2 separate regions of the Mus musculus genome follow, and region 2 is linked to region 1. The links are chromatin loops, found by intact Hi-C in ENCODE. Cell type or tissue: gastrocnemius. All regions are shown on one strand. Links, peaks and the distances in the headings refer to the core of each region. The heading gives the core; the rest is flanking DNA. Region 1 holds the start of Tbl1x (transducin (beta)-like 1 X-linked). Region 2 holds the start of Prkx (protein kinase, X-linked).

Evidence for each region. A loop is a pair of places that touch in the nucleus more often than their neighbours do. Peaks named below come from ENCODE experiments on the same cell type or tissue, not always from the same donor. Only the 100,000 strongest peaks of a DNase experiment are listed, where the experiment ranks them.
Region 2: a loop joins it to region 1, with 7 times the contacts of the local background. A loop is called at or near these places in 6 of 42 quality-filtered maps.

What each region holds. Positions count from the first base shown.
Region 1 is chrX:77,505,840-77,514,899 of GRCm38, forward strand. Tbl1x (transducin (beta)-like 1 X-linked) reads left to right here and starts at 5,388. Exons shown (of 16, transcript NM_020601.2): 1 at 5,388-5,430. In gastrocnemius, for the core only: CTCF peaks have their summits at 2,916 (motif pointing right) and 5,081; DNase peaks (open chromatin) are centred at 3,510, 4,221, 5,012, 5,840 and 2 more places; H3K4me3 peaks cover 4,106 bases; H3K27ac peaks cover 3,983 bases.
Region 2 is chrX:77,790,916-77,799,975 of GRCm38, forward strand. Prkx (protein kinase, X-linked) reads right to left here and starts at 5,024. Exons shown (of 9, transcript NM_016979.2): 1 at 4,633-5,024. The coding sequence starts at 4,789. In gastrocnemius, for the core only: no CTCF peak of the experiment used is centred there; DNase peaks (open chromatin) are centred at 4,473, 5,099 and 5,369; H3K4me3 peaks cover 2,681 bases; H3K27ac peaks cover 2,100 bases.

The DNA of each region.
Region 1 (9,060 bases), core at 778-8,777:
TTAGTTTAATCTCAAGTTGACATAAAACTAGCCAGCGCAGCCCATGACATACATATGCAGAAGTACTATATGGCTACTGATCTGCCAAGAATCACAGAGTCTCTGAAGCACCTGTTGAAGGACTTTTTTTTTAAAATGTCAGTGTACTGTCACACTTGACATAGGAGCAAATGTTTTTGTTTTGTTTTGCACACAAACTATTTGCAACGAGACTATCCTCTGTCCTGTGCTCATTCCCTTTAGGGCCTGTTCAATGCTAACTGCAGAAGAGGAAACAAAGCAGGAGGGGAAGCGTGCACATTTGCATCAGGGATCATGGAAGCCAGGAGGGGACATGGCTGTGGTACATTGCTCATCTAGTGTGCATAAAACACTGGGACTGATTCACAGAATCACATAAACAGGCCAGAGTGGTTCATGGAGGGTGGGAAATTAGTTCAAAGTCATCCTCCCAGAGACTTCTGGGGACAGCCTGGGCTCTGTAAAACATTGTCTCAGAGGAAGAAGAAAAGGCAGCAACACTGATCTGCTGGAGAGATGTCTCAGGGGTTACTGACGGCTCTTCCAGAGGACCTTGGTTTGATTTCTGGAGCCCACAGATGGCTCACAACTTTCTCTAACCTACATTCAGAGAATCTGATACTCTTTTCTAGTCTCCACAGGCTTTGTATACATGCGGTGCACAGACATGTAGTCAGACAAAGCACTCATACACATAAAAATAAAGTAAAAATTTAAAAATATTTTAGATGTGGAATAAGAGGAGGAAGAGGAATAATAATAATAATATAATAATAAATAATAATAATCCATCACTGCTATTGCTACCAACCACTAGAGTCATGGCCATCACCAGGCCTAGTGACAGAGTTCTGTAATCTCAGACTATGTGGAAGTCTGAGGCAGATGCATTACAAGTTCAGAGCCTGTCTGAGCAATTTAGTGAGATTGTGTCTTGAAATAAAAGTATACAAAATAACTCTGGCAAAATGGTAAAAAGCACTTGCCTTTAAGCTTGGTAACCTGAATTAGACCCTTCGTCTCTACAGGGTGGAAATTGTGAACGTGTTCTCAACTTTCACACATGAACCCCACGGTGCAGGTGTGTGCACACTGCACACTTGATTATCCTGCCTTCATGGCCCATGTGCAGGTGTGTGCCACTAACTTCTTAGTACCTCAGCTATTCCTTTGCTCAGCAGTTTGTACTATGACGTTGACTTTCTTTGTTTGCATGGCTGTGCCTCAGGCTCTGGCCCTTTCTGTTCACCCAGAATCTCATGCCATCACCAAACAGAGAGTACTTGGTTTTCAAGGATACCTGCTACTCCCTTTCTATTATGATTTTGTTCCCGTGTTTCATTTACATATAACACACACACACATGTGCACTCACACACAAACATGCAAATACACTCATACATAAATATTGCAATATATTTGGGGTTAGGGTTTATCACTCACTGGTAGAGCACTTGTTTAGCCTGCATGGAGCCCAGCAGAAAAGGTATTTTTGGTATTTCTTTCTATTTCTTTTCTGTTGTATAATAGTTATGTTATGTCACAAGATATAATGGTAAAGAGCATTATTTATTTATCCACTTACTTATTTTTTTAGATTGGGTCTCATTGTGTATTACAGGCTGGCCTGGAACTCATTATGTAGACAGGTTAACCACAAACAGTAATCTGTTTGCCTCTGCCTCTGAAGTGTTGCAACTAAAGGTGTGTGCCACCACACTAGGCCAGAGAGCTCCATTAAATTTTTTATTTGCATATATTTGTATGTGCATGAGTGTGAACAACAGATGAGAGGTTTCAGGAATCAGTTCTTTGCTGTTCAAGCCTTTACTGGATGGGTCATCCCCCAGCCCCGTTTTTGTTTCCTATCTATTGCTAATGTAATTATTTTTTACCAAAGCAAGCTTAAGGCTTCTTTGGGGGCTGAGAAGATGGTGCAGCTCTTAAGATCAAGTACTGTTCTTGCAGAGGTTTTATTCTAACACCCACATGGACAGTTCACAACTGCTTATAACTCCAGCTCCAGGGATCCAACACCCTCCTGGCCTCCTCTGGCTTCACATTCATGTGCAGAGACACATGGATACATACTTTAAAAACTAAACAAACCTTTAAAAAAGATCTGTATCTATATCTATCTATCTATCTATCTATAATAAAAATTCTTTATCAGGCCTGGTTTTTACACCTGTTTTCTCTGTTTCCAGCTTCTCTTTCATTGTAAGCAGTATGTTTTACAGACTTCCATAATTTTAATGAAATCCAACTCACTTTTTCCTTTCATGCTTTTGGTATTCTCAAACCATCACTGTTGAGAAAATAGTGTCAGTGCTGCACAAAGAAACACACGGACAAAGTGAAAGCAATTCAGGAAGTTGATTTCTTTTTGCAAAAAGTGCTCACCAAGACTGAAAACACACACACACACACACACACACACACACACACACACAGACAGAGAGAAACAGACAGACACACACACACATATACACACAGTGGACCTTATTTCTCTTTCCTCCCCTTTGTTTCCATGCTTTCTTCCACACCAGCACCTATAGCAAACAGCCAAAGCAGATGAATAGAATACTCTAATTTTCCATTCATGTAGTAGCATTTCAGGAAAAAAATGTCAGGGGGGACTGTTCTTATGTCTTTAGGTCTTACAATGTTTTGGTGGTTCCTATGGCTGTTTACTACAAGCCCTTGACTTAATTTTTTGGATAGGGTCTTGCTAAGTAGTCTAGTCTCATTCTGCCTCAGCCTTCCAAATTTTGGGACTTTCCCCATACCCTCTACCAACTTTCTTTTTTTCCAAAACAAAGCAAAACAAGGGTTATTTATTTATTGTATGTGTACCTTTGAGAATTTATGTGTCCCACATGTATGCAGGAGCCCTAGGAGGACAGAAGAGGGCATAGTATCTCTTGGAATCAGAGTTACAAGTGGAGATGATCTGGCTTGTAGGTGCTAGAAATTGAAACTGAATTCTATGTAGCAAGTGATCTTAACGAAGATGAGCTATCTCTCCAAATCCCTAGTCCTTGACTGTCCAAAAGCAAGAATTGGGATTATTGCTATAATATATCACGCTGGCAAGGTCGAAAATTTAAACTCCCACTCTATTAGTCAGGGGAAGCCTATAATAAAACCTGGTCACTATGCTCCCTTAATGGCAGAAGAGATTTTTTTTTTACCCACTAATTTCCCATACTTTAAAGATGATCATCACTTATCAAGTAACAGATGCATGCAGGAATGCTTTTAACCAACTTCAGTTTGGAATTTTCAAGCACTAATTTGGGCAAGCCGAGCTGAGCAAGCTAGGTGGTTAGGGTTTGCTGCGCAGCTACTCGAGGGTCTGCGGTAGCAAAGAGCTGGCGACCGGGTAAAGCCTGAAGCTGTAATGATGTCAACTTGTTATTTACTTTCCAAATCTGAATGACTGAGCAAGGCGAAAGGAGAATCAATCAACCACAATGTGACCCTACAGGCGGAAAAAACGCAGCGCTACCACCAGCATGCAGTGGGGGAAGGGAAGCACGTGTAAACTGGGCCAGGGTTGCATCACGAGCAGGCTCAGGTTTTCGATTGCACCCTTCATAATACCTCAGCATCAGTCTGCACAAGCTCAGGAGCCCAAGAGCTAAGAAGGGCAGGCTCAAGGGAGCCCTACCAAGTCCTTTGGGGGTGGGGGTGCTTGAATGGCAGCTGATAGCTAATAAGCCTGTGTACTGCTGATTCACAATTATGGAGACTGTGTAAGTGTGGATTTTTTATTGATGCGCTCTAATAACTGTGTACCAACAGTCGTTTGACATATTTGACGTTTCGTAGAAATATTTTGCAAGGTAAATTTGAGGTCCGCCTTTTTGATGGAGAACCGGCCCCTTAAAAACTCGCCCCAGGTTCTCCCCTCCACCCCCAACTACCAGAGCAACAAATGCCTAGTGTTCAAGGAAGGAGCAAGTGAGGTTAGGGTTTAAATTGCGGAGTGTTACTGGGCGCTTAGCACCGAGCTCATTAGAAGCCTAAGGGAGGGGCAAATTGATTTTAAAAATACTCAGCAAGGCAGACACCAAAGGTGCTGAGGAGGAGGGCCGAATATTTATTTAATTGAATTAAAGGCGGGAGTATGGGGGGAAATCGTCACCGATGTGGAAGAGAGGAAGCGCCAGGGCTGGGCCTTACCAGCCTTGGCAACAGAAAACACTTTGCCAGCGCCTGCGGTTTCAGGCCTGGGGGTGGGGATTTACAGATTTGAGGGCCCCAGTACCCTAACATAGTCCTCCATAGTCCCAGCTTATTTGTGCCTTAGTCTTGTGTTAAAGCGTCTCCCCTATGCATTTCTGACTATTGGCCGAGAGGTGTTTTGCAAAGGTCATGGCTGCGCCCGAGTCCTCAATTTTTGCGGTGGGCGTAAAGGCAACTGGGGAGGGGGATGCTTTATGTCGTTAATTTTGAAGAAGATGCGCTTGGAGATGGTGTTACACGAGAACCTTCTAGGCTAGCTGGGCGGCTTCATCTTTTGAGGTGGGGGAGGGTAACACTTTCAGTGGCTTGGGTTACCATTCCCTCTTTAAATCTTCAGGGTGGCCCTTGTTCCCATCCCCCCTCCTCCCGAGCCACCTTGGCGTGAGGGGTGTGGGATTGAGTATCCGTGTAGGGGCCCTGTTCCCCCCTCATTCCTCTCTGAGCCTGGTAGGGGCCTGGTTGGGGCCCAGAGGGCAATGCTCAGGCTTCCCTCCTCCACCTTGGGCTTGGGGCGGGGAGAGGTGGGGGTGGGGAGGCTTTAGGGTGAAGAACTGTGCCGAGATGTAAGTCTTTTCCCTGCCCCCGGGGGGCTGGGTCTGGACTTGGTCCGGGGAAGGGCGGGCCTGGCGTCCTAGCCCTTACTGGGGGGAGGGGCTGCCGCGTGGGGACGCTGCCCCCCCAAGGAGCTCGGGGAGGGGCCGGCGGGCACGCGGTGGGGGAGGGCAGGGCTGTAGAGAGCCTCTTCCAGGTGTCTGGGGAGGGCGGCGCGCTGTCGACCCTCTTGGCACGTCTCCCAGCCTGGGTAGGCTTGCTCGCGTCCGCTCCCAGCGGAGGTCACTGGCCGTGTCGGTCCCTCCCGCCGTCCCGCCCTCTCCCGCCGCCGCCGCTCCCAGCCCAGCCCCCCCCAGTCTCGACGCTCGGGAGCGACAAGCCGCCAGCGCCCCCGCCCCGCCGCCGCTGCAGCGCCCTCCGGCCGCCATTCGCCACCGAAACTTTCCAGCGCTAGCTCTTCTCGTGGACTAGGTGGCGGGCCAGGGGTAGCGCGCGGCTGCTCCGGGGCGCTTGGCCCTCGTCGGCCTCCGCGCGGCCCGGGGTTGGTGACGGTGGACCCGCCAGTACGCTGAGTGCGCGGCCACAAGTTGCACGGCTCGCGGCGAGGTGAGTACACGCCGGGCAGGGGCTCAAACTTCTCGGGCCGAGGGGCGCGGTGGTGACCCCAATCGCGGGCCCTGAAGCTTCAGGAGGGGCAAGTTCCCGTGTGCCCCCCCAACCCCAGGTTGGGCGCGCTCCCTGCACGCCGAACAATACCTCTGGGGCGGCCGCTCCCCGAAGTGGCCGCGCGCGCGGGGGGCGGGAAAGGCCTGGGTGCGCCTTTGTTTTGGGGAGAGGGAAAGGCAAGTTTAGGGACGCTCTGCAGTTCGTCCCAGCATCTCTTTGTCTGAGGCTCCAGAGGGGGTTGGCTGGGCTGACCCGCGTCGCCCTGGGACTTGGGGGCCGCGCGGGATCCCCTTGTGGGGGAGGGGAGCCTCATTCATCCTCGAGGCGCGGGCCGGCGCTCCCGGAACACGGTGGACGCGCGGCGGCGCGCGGGGGATAGTGGCTGGCCCGTTTGTGATCAGTTTCCGAGGCGCAAACTGTCAGGGAAGTCCGGGAGCCCCCTCCCCATACCTACTCCCAGGCCTGGTCTCGGGGACCAGGGTGTGTGTGGGGGGGTGACAACGACGGAGGGCGGCTCCTCTGGCTAGGTGAGGGAGAGGGACCGCCCAGTACGGCCTGGGGAGGGTGTAAACCTGTTGCTTTGGGGCTGGGGAGGGGTTCTCCAGATCTGCACTCACCCACATCCTCGTCTTAGGAATTTCCCTTACGTAGAGAAGGGTGCTGGGAGCAGGAGTTTATGTAGGAGGGGTGCGCCTTTGAACGTCGGTGATCTTCGGGTTTTGTGACAACTTTAGGAGGAGACTACAGGCCCGCTGGTGCTGGATGGGGCCTGGGCTTCACGTGCGTGACCAGTGAGCAATCAGGAGCTTGGGGCTTTTTTTTTTCCCTCTCTCTCTCTTTTTTTCTTTTTCTTTTTTTTTTTCCCCCAGCGTCTGGCGTTCTCAGAGGCCTCCGCACTGTAAATTCCGCAGTTAGGGTCGGCTTGTTTCTTTCTGACCAAGTGTTGTGGGGCAAAACCTAAAACAGCTCCCCTCCCCCTAACCAAAACCTAAGCCATACTGCTAGTGCAAGTGTTTGTTTCTGTTCTGCTTTGGTGTGTGTGCCTTGACCTGACTAGTGTTTTTCTCTGAGCTAGTCCCTGGTTTAACTTAAAAGAGGACACAAGAATACAGGAGGAGGAGTGAGTGCTTTGTCCTACTCCCCCCCCCCCCCAGTCTTGGTTTAGGGTAGCAAATAGGTCTTGGTGAGCCTATGAAATTTACCATTGGTCATTTCTAAAGACACATATCAAGGTATGAAATAGTGTTGAGTGTAGATGGCACTTTTATTTTTAAAGGGATTTCGTGTCCAAGTGTGCTGCAGATTATTTTCATGGCACCACCCACCAGTGTAATTAGTACAACGATGAAAGTCGAAGTTCACTTGATCCACTTATTAAAATGGCCCCCTAAAGCTTTTCAAGCCTTTAATCACACACACACCTGTAGGACAGGCATGGGTGATTTGGGGTGTAAGGCTCTCATTTACCCCAGGATATGTCCTTACTTGGGTCAGAGAATTCCACTTAGGCAGCACTACTAAAAGAAAAAGGAAGATATTTTACTCCTTTTAATGGTATTGGGCAGATACTCATTTCAAGTTTACCTCGGTTTTGCTGTTGGGTTTTGCTATTTTTCTAGGCCCTGGGAGTCACACCAAAGCAAGGCCTTTGAGGGACACTGTGAATGGAAGCTGATTGTCTTCTAGTATGGTGGGTGGGCTACCAGGATCCTTGGGGTGATGATAATTTTCTTTGATGCGGGATTATTGTGGTTTGAATGAGAATGGCCTCCTTAGGCCATTTGAATGCTAGGTCCTCAATTGGTGGAAATGTTTTTGAGAAGGTTTAGAAGTGTGGCCTTTTAAGGTATGTGTATCCTTTTGAGGTTTCAAAGGCCCACACTATTCCCAGTTAGCTCACTCTCTGCCTGTGCTTGCGGATCAGATGTAAGCTCTCATGCTCCAGTGCCATGCCTACCTGCTGCCACAATCCCTGTTACGATGGATAGTCATGGACTCCAACCAGCCCTCTGAAACTATAAGTACTAGTGGGTTCTTCTGTAAGTTGCTATGGTCATGGTGTTTCTTCAAGGCAATAGAAAAATAAACAAGACAATTGGATCAGTTCAGAGAATTATAAACACCTTCAGGTTTTATATATTAATGTCTATAACTTAAGTTTGCTTTAGTAGACAGTATAGGTACCAGAAGTGTGATATAGGACTGTGGAATTGTAAATGGTCCTGAAGCCTGTTTTTTAATGTTCTCATGTATATGTAGATGTGTTTGTGCACTTATGTTTCTGGTTGCATGTGTATATGTATGAAGGAGGTGGATGTCAGAAATTGATATGGGATGTCTTCCTTTAGTTGGTAATTATCTATCCATGTTATTTTTTTCAGATAGGGTTTCTTTCTCATTCAAGTTGAAGCTCACTAATTTGGCTAGACTGACAAGCCCCAAGGATCCTCCTCAGTGTTGGAATCATAGATACAGACTGTAGCACTCACATTTTTACATGGGTTCCCAGGGATTAAATTCAGGTCCTCGATGTACTGATTGAGCTATCTCCTTGAACACCACTTTTTTTTTTTTCGAGACAGGGTTTCTCTGTGTAGCCCTGGCTGTCCTGGAACTAACTCTGTAGACCAGGCTGGCCTCGAACTCAGAATCCACCTGCCTCTGCCTCCCAAGTTCTGGGATTAAAGGCGTGCGCCACCACTGCTCGGCTTTGAACACTAATCAGAGGCTCTATGTTTTTTATTGTTATGGTCACATGGTGAATCTACCTTGTGAGGGCGTTTACTGGGAACCATAACTGAGAAACTGGTTACTTAGAGCATCCAAGCTGCTGTGTCCATTCCAAATGTTTGGAAACAAGAGGATACTATGAAAAAGCCCACCTACTTGACCAGTTGCTGGACCATGGAATTCTGTAATTTTTTTGAGCATCATTTTATGCATTTGCAAAAATCAAAAGGAGGGGCTAATGATGTAGCTCAGTTGCCTAGCAATCAGGGCTTAGCAAAAGAGGCCAGCCCTGAGTTCAGTCCCCATTTGTAGATGTCATTTCAGCGTTGAGAGAAGGTAGAGAGAAAGGTTAGTAACAGGCACAGTTTGGTTGCACAGAGAGGTTGTCTTAGCTATCGTGCCTGAGGCCTTTGGTTCGATCCCCATTCTAGAAAGAAACCAAGCAAAAACTTTGCATTTTATTATGCAAATAAAGAAACAAACTTCACTTTACCAGAATGTCCTGTAATGAAGATTTTAATTTTTTACATTTGATTTATTTATTTGTATGTGCTTGCACACGTAGAAGTCAGGACAAGGTATAGGAGTCATTTCTCTTTTTCCATCTTGTGGGTTTTGGGTGTCAAATTAGGCACCAAATCCCTTACTGGATACACCACATTAAGATGAGGACTTTATAGGCCTTTCTGATATGGATTACAATCGCTGTGTCCATTCTTTAGCCAAGGAAACTGATTTTTTTTTTTGATTTTGGTTTTTTGAGACAGGGTTTCTCTGTATAGCCCTGGCTGTTCTGGAACTCACTTTGTAGACTAGGCTGCCCTCGAACTCAGAAATCTG
Region 2 (9,060 bases), core at 336-8,335, 280 kb after region 1:
GATATTTAAGTGTAGTATGCATGAAGCCCAGGACACAATCCCAAGCTTTGCATAAATTCAGCCTAGTAGGGTAGGCTTTAATCCTAGCACTTCTAAAGTAAGGCAGAAGGATTAACAGCGGTTTGAGGGCAGCCTGGAATACACAGTGAGTTCCAGGAAAGCTTGAGCTACTCTGGGAGACTCTGGAAAGAAAAAGGGAGGACAGAGGAGACTTAAGAGAGACTAGGAGATTTTCTTAATGTGAGTGAGGCTCTATATTCAACACCCAGCACTTCAAAAATAAAATTAAATGAAAATGTCAATACAGAGAACGCCTAAGGATGCATAAGTCCTCAAGAGAATGAAGGTGCTGTCCTTAGTGTGTGGTTAGACTAAGACTAGAGCATCCAGGCTCTAAACGAGATTGAAGCAAGAAGCTTTGGCCTGCGTGACTGAAGCTGTGACTTCCTGCTCTCCTTTTGGGTGATGTCCTTGTAGGAAAATCATCCTGAAACTCACTCTAGGACCACCAGTGGCTCAGGACAAGTGCCTTTCAGAGGGAGAGAGAGAGGGAGAGGGAGAGGGAGAGGGAGAGGGAGAGGGGAGAGGGGAGAGGGGGCAGGGGCAGGGGGCATGGGGGAGGGAGGGAGGGAGGGAGGGAGGGAGGGAGAGAGAGAGAGAGAGAGAGAGAGAGAGAGAGAGAGAGAGAGTGTGATTTATCACCCTTGGTGATTCAGGATGAGGATGCTAAGGGCTGAGCAGGAAATGGACAGATACACAGACAAGGTTTAGGGGTTGAGAAGGAGGACAGGACAGGTTCTTTATACTATCAGGAGAAAACAGTCAAGAAAAGAAACCTGAAAGAATATATCAAGACAGTGAGCAATTCAAGATGGCTGCCTTGGATGGGTTTCTAGATGGTTTAGTTAAGAAGGTCCAGGGTGGGTGGCATTCAAATGGCAAAGGTTACGTGCTATTCAAGATAGCATACATAGCTTCAAGGCAAAATGGCACAGGTTAGGTGGAATTTAAGATGGCTCAGGGTGGGTGGGGTTCAAGATGGCCCAGATAGGTTCAGTCAGGATGACATAGAACAGAAGACATCCAAGGTGGCACAAAGTGGGTAGGCTCACCTGTTATCCTTTGTCCAAGGGTGGAAATATGAGGTACAGGTCCATCAGCCCCCTACTCCCCATCTCCTGCAGGCCTCAAAGAAGACCCTCCCAACCATGTCCTGCTTCTGGGTGTTCCAGACATCCTGTGGTCATATCCCTCCAACCCATGATCCTTTAGTTTCGGTTGGAGTGGATGCCTGGTTTGAATGACAGTGAAGCCCCATCTCATAAACCACAATGAATTAGAAGGTAGCACTCAGGGAAGTGATGACATGGTGGGAGGCATTGTGCACAGCATTCCACCTTTAGGGACTTTGCAAAAGAACAGCCAAGTGTACTATGGGTGATTACAATCTCTCCTCTGCACAATGGGACTGGTCTAGAAAGAGGCAGAGGCTGGCCTTGTACAATGTGGGTGTGTATATACAGAGTGTATATCTGCATATTCATGAATGTTAATGCAACTCCCACAGCCTACACCATTACTAATGACTAGGGTTGTATGGTGGTGAGAGTGGGCCTTCCAGGGGAGATGACTTCATGGAGGCAAAAGCAGGACATAGTTGCTCTCCTTACATCAATAGGGATGAACGCTGGTGACTTGGCAATATTAATGGGTAATTGATTTCCCTTTTAAGCACTCTGGGTCCCCACCCATGCACAGGATTCTTCTTCCTCAATGATCTGGACTTCAAGTGTCTCCTAGATAGTTCTAAATTTGTATTAATGTCACTATGGACTACCAGATGGCCTCAATGTATCTCAGATGCCAACTCCCCCATCCCCCACAGGACCCTCAGTAATTCCTCTCTAGTGTAAAAGACACTAGCCTGTAGTGATCTGTCAGAGCATCTGACAGCTGCTCATGTGACTCTTCATCTAAGGAGGATGTTCCCATCCAGACAGACTGGAGATCTTCTGCCCTTGTAAGACTGAAGATTTAGTACTGGCTTTCCATAAGGCAGCAGGCCATGGAAGCACTGAAAAGTAAACTGAGGCACAGGACTCAAGAGATCACAGCTGAGTACAGGGAAACAAGACTACATTAGACCTGCTGGACAGAGGGGGCCTGTTCAGCAAATTTAGATATGAGATTCACTGAATTACAAGCACTCTGTCCACTGAGCTACAGGCACTCTACCCACTTAATTCTACCCACTGAATGCAAGCATTGTACTGAGCTACAAGCACTCTACCCACTGAGCTATAAATACTCTGTCTACTGAGTCACATGTACTGTAATCACAAGCAGTCTCCCCATCCCAACTAAGCTATAAACATTATCTCAACTAAGCTATAAACACTGTATCCACTGAATCACATCCCCAGCCTGAAATGTTCTCTACTTGAGTCTCCTAATGAATGGAGAAATGAGCTTTAGGTCAGAGACAAAAGCATCAACACTTATTTCCTGGAGAACGCAGTGTGTGCTGGGGACTAGGGACGCAGGAGTTGTCTTTGTGTGTGAGTATGTGTATGTGTGTGTGTGTGTGTGTGAGAGAGAGAGAGAGAGAGAGAGAGAGAGAGAGAGTACGGAGGTGCTCCATGTTAATTTGGGTGGTATGTACTTGTTAGGCACCTGCAGTTCAAGACCTGGTCTACACAGCAAGTACCTGGACAGCCAGAGCTACACATGGAGGCCCTGTCTCAAACACCCACAAAACTCCGTTGGTCATAGACACCATCTAAATTTATGTGAGGGCTCAGTGAAGAGAGCGCTTATAGCTCAGTTATGTGTGTATATATATGAAAGGATGAGTAGGGGAGAGGGGAGGCTGATGTGTGTGCCCAGGTCCTTCTAAAAGATTCCGAGGGAACAGGGTCATGGTAAGGAAAAGGTGAAGAAGTTGGAGGACTTCAGGACAAGGACGCTCCCAAGATGTCCCATGAGGTCTATTCTAGGGACACAGTGGGGCAGTAAGAGGGCTCAGCAGACCAATAGGCTTGTTGCCAAGTCTAAGGACTTCAGTTTGATACCATGGACTTACTTGGCAAAACAACAGACTTCTAAAAGTTGAACCTTGACCCCACACTTGTGCTGCCCCCTCCCCTCGTTCACACAGTAAATAAGTAAATTTTAAAATTAACAAAAGAGCCAGGTGTGGTGGCACAGATATTTAATCCTAACATTTTGGGAGGCAGAGGCAGGCACATCTCTAGGAGTTAGTGACCCAGAGCTATGGAGAGAGTCCTTGTTTTCAAAAACAAACAAACAGACAAACAAACAAACAAACACAAAAAAGGACGAAGAAGAAGGAAAGAAAAAAGGAAGGAAGGAGAGAAGAACCAGCTAAGGTGCCGAGATGGGGCGTGGAGGGAGAGGGCAAGGAAGACAGACAGAAAGAAAAGGGTGGAGAACCAGTTGAGGTGCCAAGTGCCTGTGAATGAGTCCCTGAAGTCTCAGCACTGGGAAAGCTAAGACAGGAGGATTGTCTGGCATCTCCAGTCAGCTTAGGCTATGCAGTGACTTTCAGGTCAATGTCTCAAACATATAGAGGGCAGTCCCCATTCCCAGCACCCCATAACCAATCTGTGGTGGAGTGGGGCTCGGTTCCCAGCACTCAGAAAGAGGGGGAGGCGGAGAATGTGTAGTTTAAGGTCATCCTGGCTACACAGTGATGGAAAGGCCAGCCTAGAATACAACATGATACATAAATAAACGACATTCATTCAAGCAGCTCAGTTTCCCTCAAAAGTCAATCAAAAGCCAAGATGCAGCGAGTGTCAGCCAGCCTCCAAGAGGGAACCAGGATCAAACTTGCAAGCCCTTTTACCCACACACATTTTTTTTTTAACATCTCACCTGCTCAGCTGAGAAAGTGTTTATTGCCCCTCATCCTGGTCCTGAACCCTGACTTGACTTCCACACCAGGGTGAACACAGAAGCCTCTAGAATCTCTGCTCACAGCTGATCGGAGGACGCCAATCCCTCCCTCTGTCCTTCCTCCATCCTCCCGGAACACTTTCCTAATCATCAACACACCAGGCACAACTGTCCTAGTGACCAAGTTTGCTGAGAAGCCCGGGACTCCTGGGCTTCAGACTTGAGAAGCTGGCGCCCATGATTCGCAAGATCCTAGCCTCCCTCCCCAGTACTCCGGCACGTTTGGGGATCTACCGGCTTCCCTAGCAACTTTCGGGGTCACGAGGGTACCAAGTTTGAGCCACTAAAGAAAAAACGAGACCCAGGCACACAATAGATGCTGGGAAAACGTCCCCGAAGGGTCCCTTGGGGGTCACGCGTCCCTTCGAGTCCCGCCAGGGGTCTACAGTGCGGAGGCTGGATGCGATCCCGAGAAATCCTGGGCATGAGCGGGTGCGCAAGCGCCAGGGAGGCCGGGCGTGGTGTCCCAAGGGTGGCTAGCACCCCAGTAGGGAGCCTCCGAGTCCCTAAGGTGAAGTCACCCTCCTGAAAGCTCTGTGACGTGGGGCTGCCCCGTTTCCGGAGGCCCAGTAATGAGAGTGTGGGAGACAGAAATCTGAGGGTCGCTCCCAAGCCGCGTCCCCACACATAAGTTCTTACTCAGTTCTCACTCACCCACGGTGGCTATGGTGTCCCAATCTTGTAACGAGTGCCCCGCCTTCTGTGACGATGTCCTGGGTTTGGGGTCCGCGGCGGGCGCCGAGACCTTGGTCTTCACGGGGTCATGGTCTGGATCTTTTACGGTCGCCGCGGCACCAGCGGGCGGCTCCATGGGGCGGGGGACGCACGGTGTGACAGCGGCGCAATGGCAGTCTGTGCATCAGCAGTGGGCTCGCACGGGTGTTCCGGAGCCCGCGGCCGAGAGGACAATGGAAGCAAACTCAGCGGGTCTCAGAGCGATGGGAGGGGCTCATGGAAGTCGCCCGAGGGCTCCACGGACGCGCGTGGGGTCCGCGGGACCGGAGCCAACCGCAACCCTCTTCATTCCCGGCGGAAGCCGGCTGGGCGGCGACCGGCTTGTGACGGCGGGGGAGTGGGGTGTCTGGATGACGCGAGGGGGAAGAGCCTTCATCTCGCTCCGCCTTGTTGCGTAACCGACGGGGAGGAGCCCGGCGTTGGCCCAACCCTGCCTATTGTTACTCACCCGCGGGGCCCACGCCCATGGGATGTACCTGCACCAAAGTAAAAGTAATGGAGGGGGCTGCACTGGGGCCACGGGGTCCAGCTTGACACACACACACGCACGCACACCATGGGTCTCTCTCTCTCTCTCTCTCTCTCTCTCTCACACACACACACACACACACACACACACACACACACACACACACACACACCGCATGCCTGGTTCCTCCCCCTTGGCAGGAAGCGGGAAGGAAGAGGTGCAGGAACTTCCGGCTGCTGCTTGGATATTTACCAGCAGAGCCTTAGCAGTGGGTAAAGGCACCAGAAGGAGTCCGGGTTGGGCAGGGTTTCTCGGTTTCTCCTTAATCTCAGGGGATTGAACTCCTGGTGTTCTGTAGTCCCCGAGTGCCGCCCTCCCGAAAGCCCGGGCTCTCAGTGGCCCTGCAGCACCTGCTGATCCTGAGCCCTGGGGCTCCTGAGTAGACCGGGTTTCCAGGGACTTGTTATGCGGCTTCAAACAGGCCTGGGCTCGTAGGCAGTGCTGAGAACTGGGTGCTTCACAGACCGCAGCCACCACCTGCAAGGTGAGGGCGGTGTTTCCCTGAGCCTGGAATGCAAAGAATGTGGTCTCCCGGCTGCTCAGTGCATGCTCACTGCACTGCACCGCTCCTAGCTTTGAGGCACTGGGTCCTAGAAGACACAGGGCCAATAGGGCCCCAAGTCAGGAATGAAGTGGGGACCATCCATTCGGAACCAGTTGCCCCGATGATGCCCGTAGGTGGCAAGTACACTGACCTTGGCAACAAGAAAGTCTGCTGGCTGCTTTATTTATTATTATTTTTTTTTATTGTTTCACATTGAGAACATTTTCTCATTCAATAAACACATGCTAGGACCTGATACTCCACTAGTCAGAATGCACAGAGCCTGCTATTATTTTGAGTTTGGTTACACTATGACAAAACTGTAGCCTGATCCCAGACCTTAGTAGACCCCCAGACTTTATACAGCTGACTCCATGATGGAAGTATCATTCAGGTTATAACACTCAAAATGAAGACAGCGCCACCTACCAAAACTAAAAGACTAGTCCATCAAAGCCCTTAGTTCTGGGAAAGTTTCTAAATCTACTAAGCTTGCATTTTGGTTTCTGTAGTTCCACTTCTGGCTAATTGTTCTTGTTAAAACATGTCAACCTAGAACATAGTTTCTGTTTTAAAAGCTCACCCTGAGAAAGGCTTAGGGTACACTTGGAACCCAAGTACCCAAATGTAGTCTCTGGCTGGCTAATAAAGAATTTCTATTGCCTCAAACCCATGTCCATGCAGTCTTTGGTAAACATCTCAACAACAAAAAGCATTTATTCAACTCTGCAAACATTGATCTTCTGATGAGACAGATACTCTATGAGAATGGGTGCTCTAGCAATTAGGATCTGAGTTCGAATCTCTAAGCCCACATGAAGCATATATACATGTGCCTAAGGCAGGAGGATGGCCAGAATTGTTCCAGTGTGCTCCTCTGCCCACCTTCTTCTGCATGTGCACATTACCACTCACCCTAGGGTCTGCCATTGCCCTAACAGGTATCATCCTCCAGAAACCCAGGGTGATGTCAGGCAGAGCACCCAGGGAGTGCTGCAGACTCAGTATCTAGGGCTGCTCCACTGTGACTGTGATTTCTCCTCCCCCTCATCACATAGTGGGTCTCTTTTTTCATGCTTTGCTCTCTGCAGTCTTGTTTTGTTCCCACATAGCCATCACTTAGTCCCCACAATCTTGTGGACTCAGGCCTCTTGAATTGGGTGCTCTGCTGACATCATGGGCTTGATGATTGCTGATCACATGGCTTCAGGGCCTCAGAGGGTGGAGCTGGGGGGGGTCACAGCACTTGCACATGCACCTGAAAGCAGCATGTGCTTTGGCCTGAAAAAAGGTCATGACCCTGTGCATTATTTATTGGCACCTCAAACTCTGACAGGCAGAGCTGGTTTGTTAAAAACCAACTGTCACTGATAACTGAAGTGAAACTGCCTCAGACACAGCACAAAGGATTCATGGTGGCAAGGAATCTGCTCCTAACAGGTAGAAATACAGAAAAATAAATGAAAGGAAACATGGGCAGTCAAAGGTTGGATATGGGGCTAGGGATGGGGCTCAGTAGGTAGAGTGCTTGTAGTTGAGTATTTGTGACTCATTGAGTAGAGTTCTTCTAGCTCAGAGGGTAGAGCACTGGGAGCTTGTTTGGTAGAGTATTAGACCCAGGATGGCCCAGAGTGAATGACATCCAAGATGACCCAGGGTGGATCAGATCTAAGATGGTGCAGGTTGGGTTGAATCTAAGGGTGGGATCCAAAATGGCACAGAGCAGGTGTGCTACAAGATGGTGCAGGCACTCTTAGGTAGCACACAATGTATGAGGCTTCCTTGTCAGGCCCCAGGGAGGGTTCTTTCAGTCCCTTCCAGATTCTGAGTGACTCATGAGTGGCCCCTTTTCTCCTCATGGGTGGATGGGTTTCTCTTCCCTATCAGTGATTTTCGGGAAAATGCTGCTGCTTTCTACCCTTTGTTCAGTTTCTATATTTGGCAGTGACATTGCAAGTGAGCTTCAGAGGGTTCTTGTTTTCAAATAAAAGTCATGTTCTTTTGCTGTTGGTCAGGGAGTTTGTCACAGCAACAGGCAAGAAATCGAAACACAAGCTACATCAGTGAGGCTGATGTCAAATGCAGGAGTTCTTCAGCCTCAGCTTCTTAAGTGAGGCTGAAGATTCTTAAGATTCCAGATGTGTGCTAGTACACCCACCTGGGTGCTATCTGAAAGCATTAAAAACATCGGGTCTGATGGCTGGGTCTGTAAAGGCACTTGCATCATGCCTAATGGCCTGAGTTCAGTCCTTGGACCCACAAAGCTAAGAGAACTGAACTGATGACTCCCTGCATGCTAGGTATGCACCCTACAAACTGAGCATACTAGCTGGTTTTGTGTGTCAACTTGACACAAGCTAGAGATATCACAGAGAAAGGAGCTTCAGTTGAGGCAATGCCTCCATGAGATCCAGCTGTAAGGCATTTTCTCAATTAGTGATCAAGAGGGGGAGGGCCCAGGTAGCCTTGGGTTCTATAAGAAAGCATGCTAAGCAAACCAGAGGAAGCAATCCAGTGCACAGCATCTTTCTTTGGCCTCTGCATCAGTTCCTGCCTCTAGGCTCCTGCCCTGTGTGTTCCAGTGCTGACTTCTTTTGGTGATGAGCAGCAGTGTGAAAGTGTAAGACGAATAAGCCCTTTCCTCCACAACTTGCTTCTTGGTGTTTTACTGCAGCAATAGAACACTAACTAAGACACTGAGCTACAAGCACATTACTCACTAATCTTCAAGCACCCTATCCACTGAGCTATTGAACACCTTATCCTAGTAGCTATAAGCATTTTTGCCACTGAGCTGTAAGCACTACCTAGTGAGTATAGCCTAGCTCCAAATAGCCTCGGAAAGGTGAGATACGAATCTTCTGTAGACTTAAAAACTATGTTTAAGAAGGGTTTGTGGGTTTGTTGTAGTGTCCATAGATGCATCTTGTCAACAAAGCATTTGGATTTTCTTGTGGTCAGTTAAGTGATTGACGAGGAGGTGGGTGGAGCTCAAGTACTCTGGTGAAAGTAAGAACTTGCTTTCAGTCAGGGATCAAGTTACGTGTGTGTGTGTGTGTGTGTGTGTGTGTGTGTGTGTGTGTGTATGTATGTATGGTGGGGGTTGTGTTGTAGTAGGGCTTCAGTCACAGGTTCTAGTGGAAAACAAAACAGCCAGGAAGGTTAAAGCTTCAGAGTTTATGTCACTGGAAGTTGGATCTGTTTTCTAAAAGTCAGAAGTCATTGACCATGGAGATCTGGATGCTGAAGTTGTGGAATTTATAAGCCTCCTTGT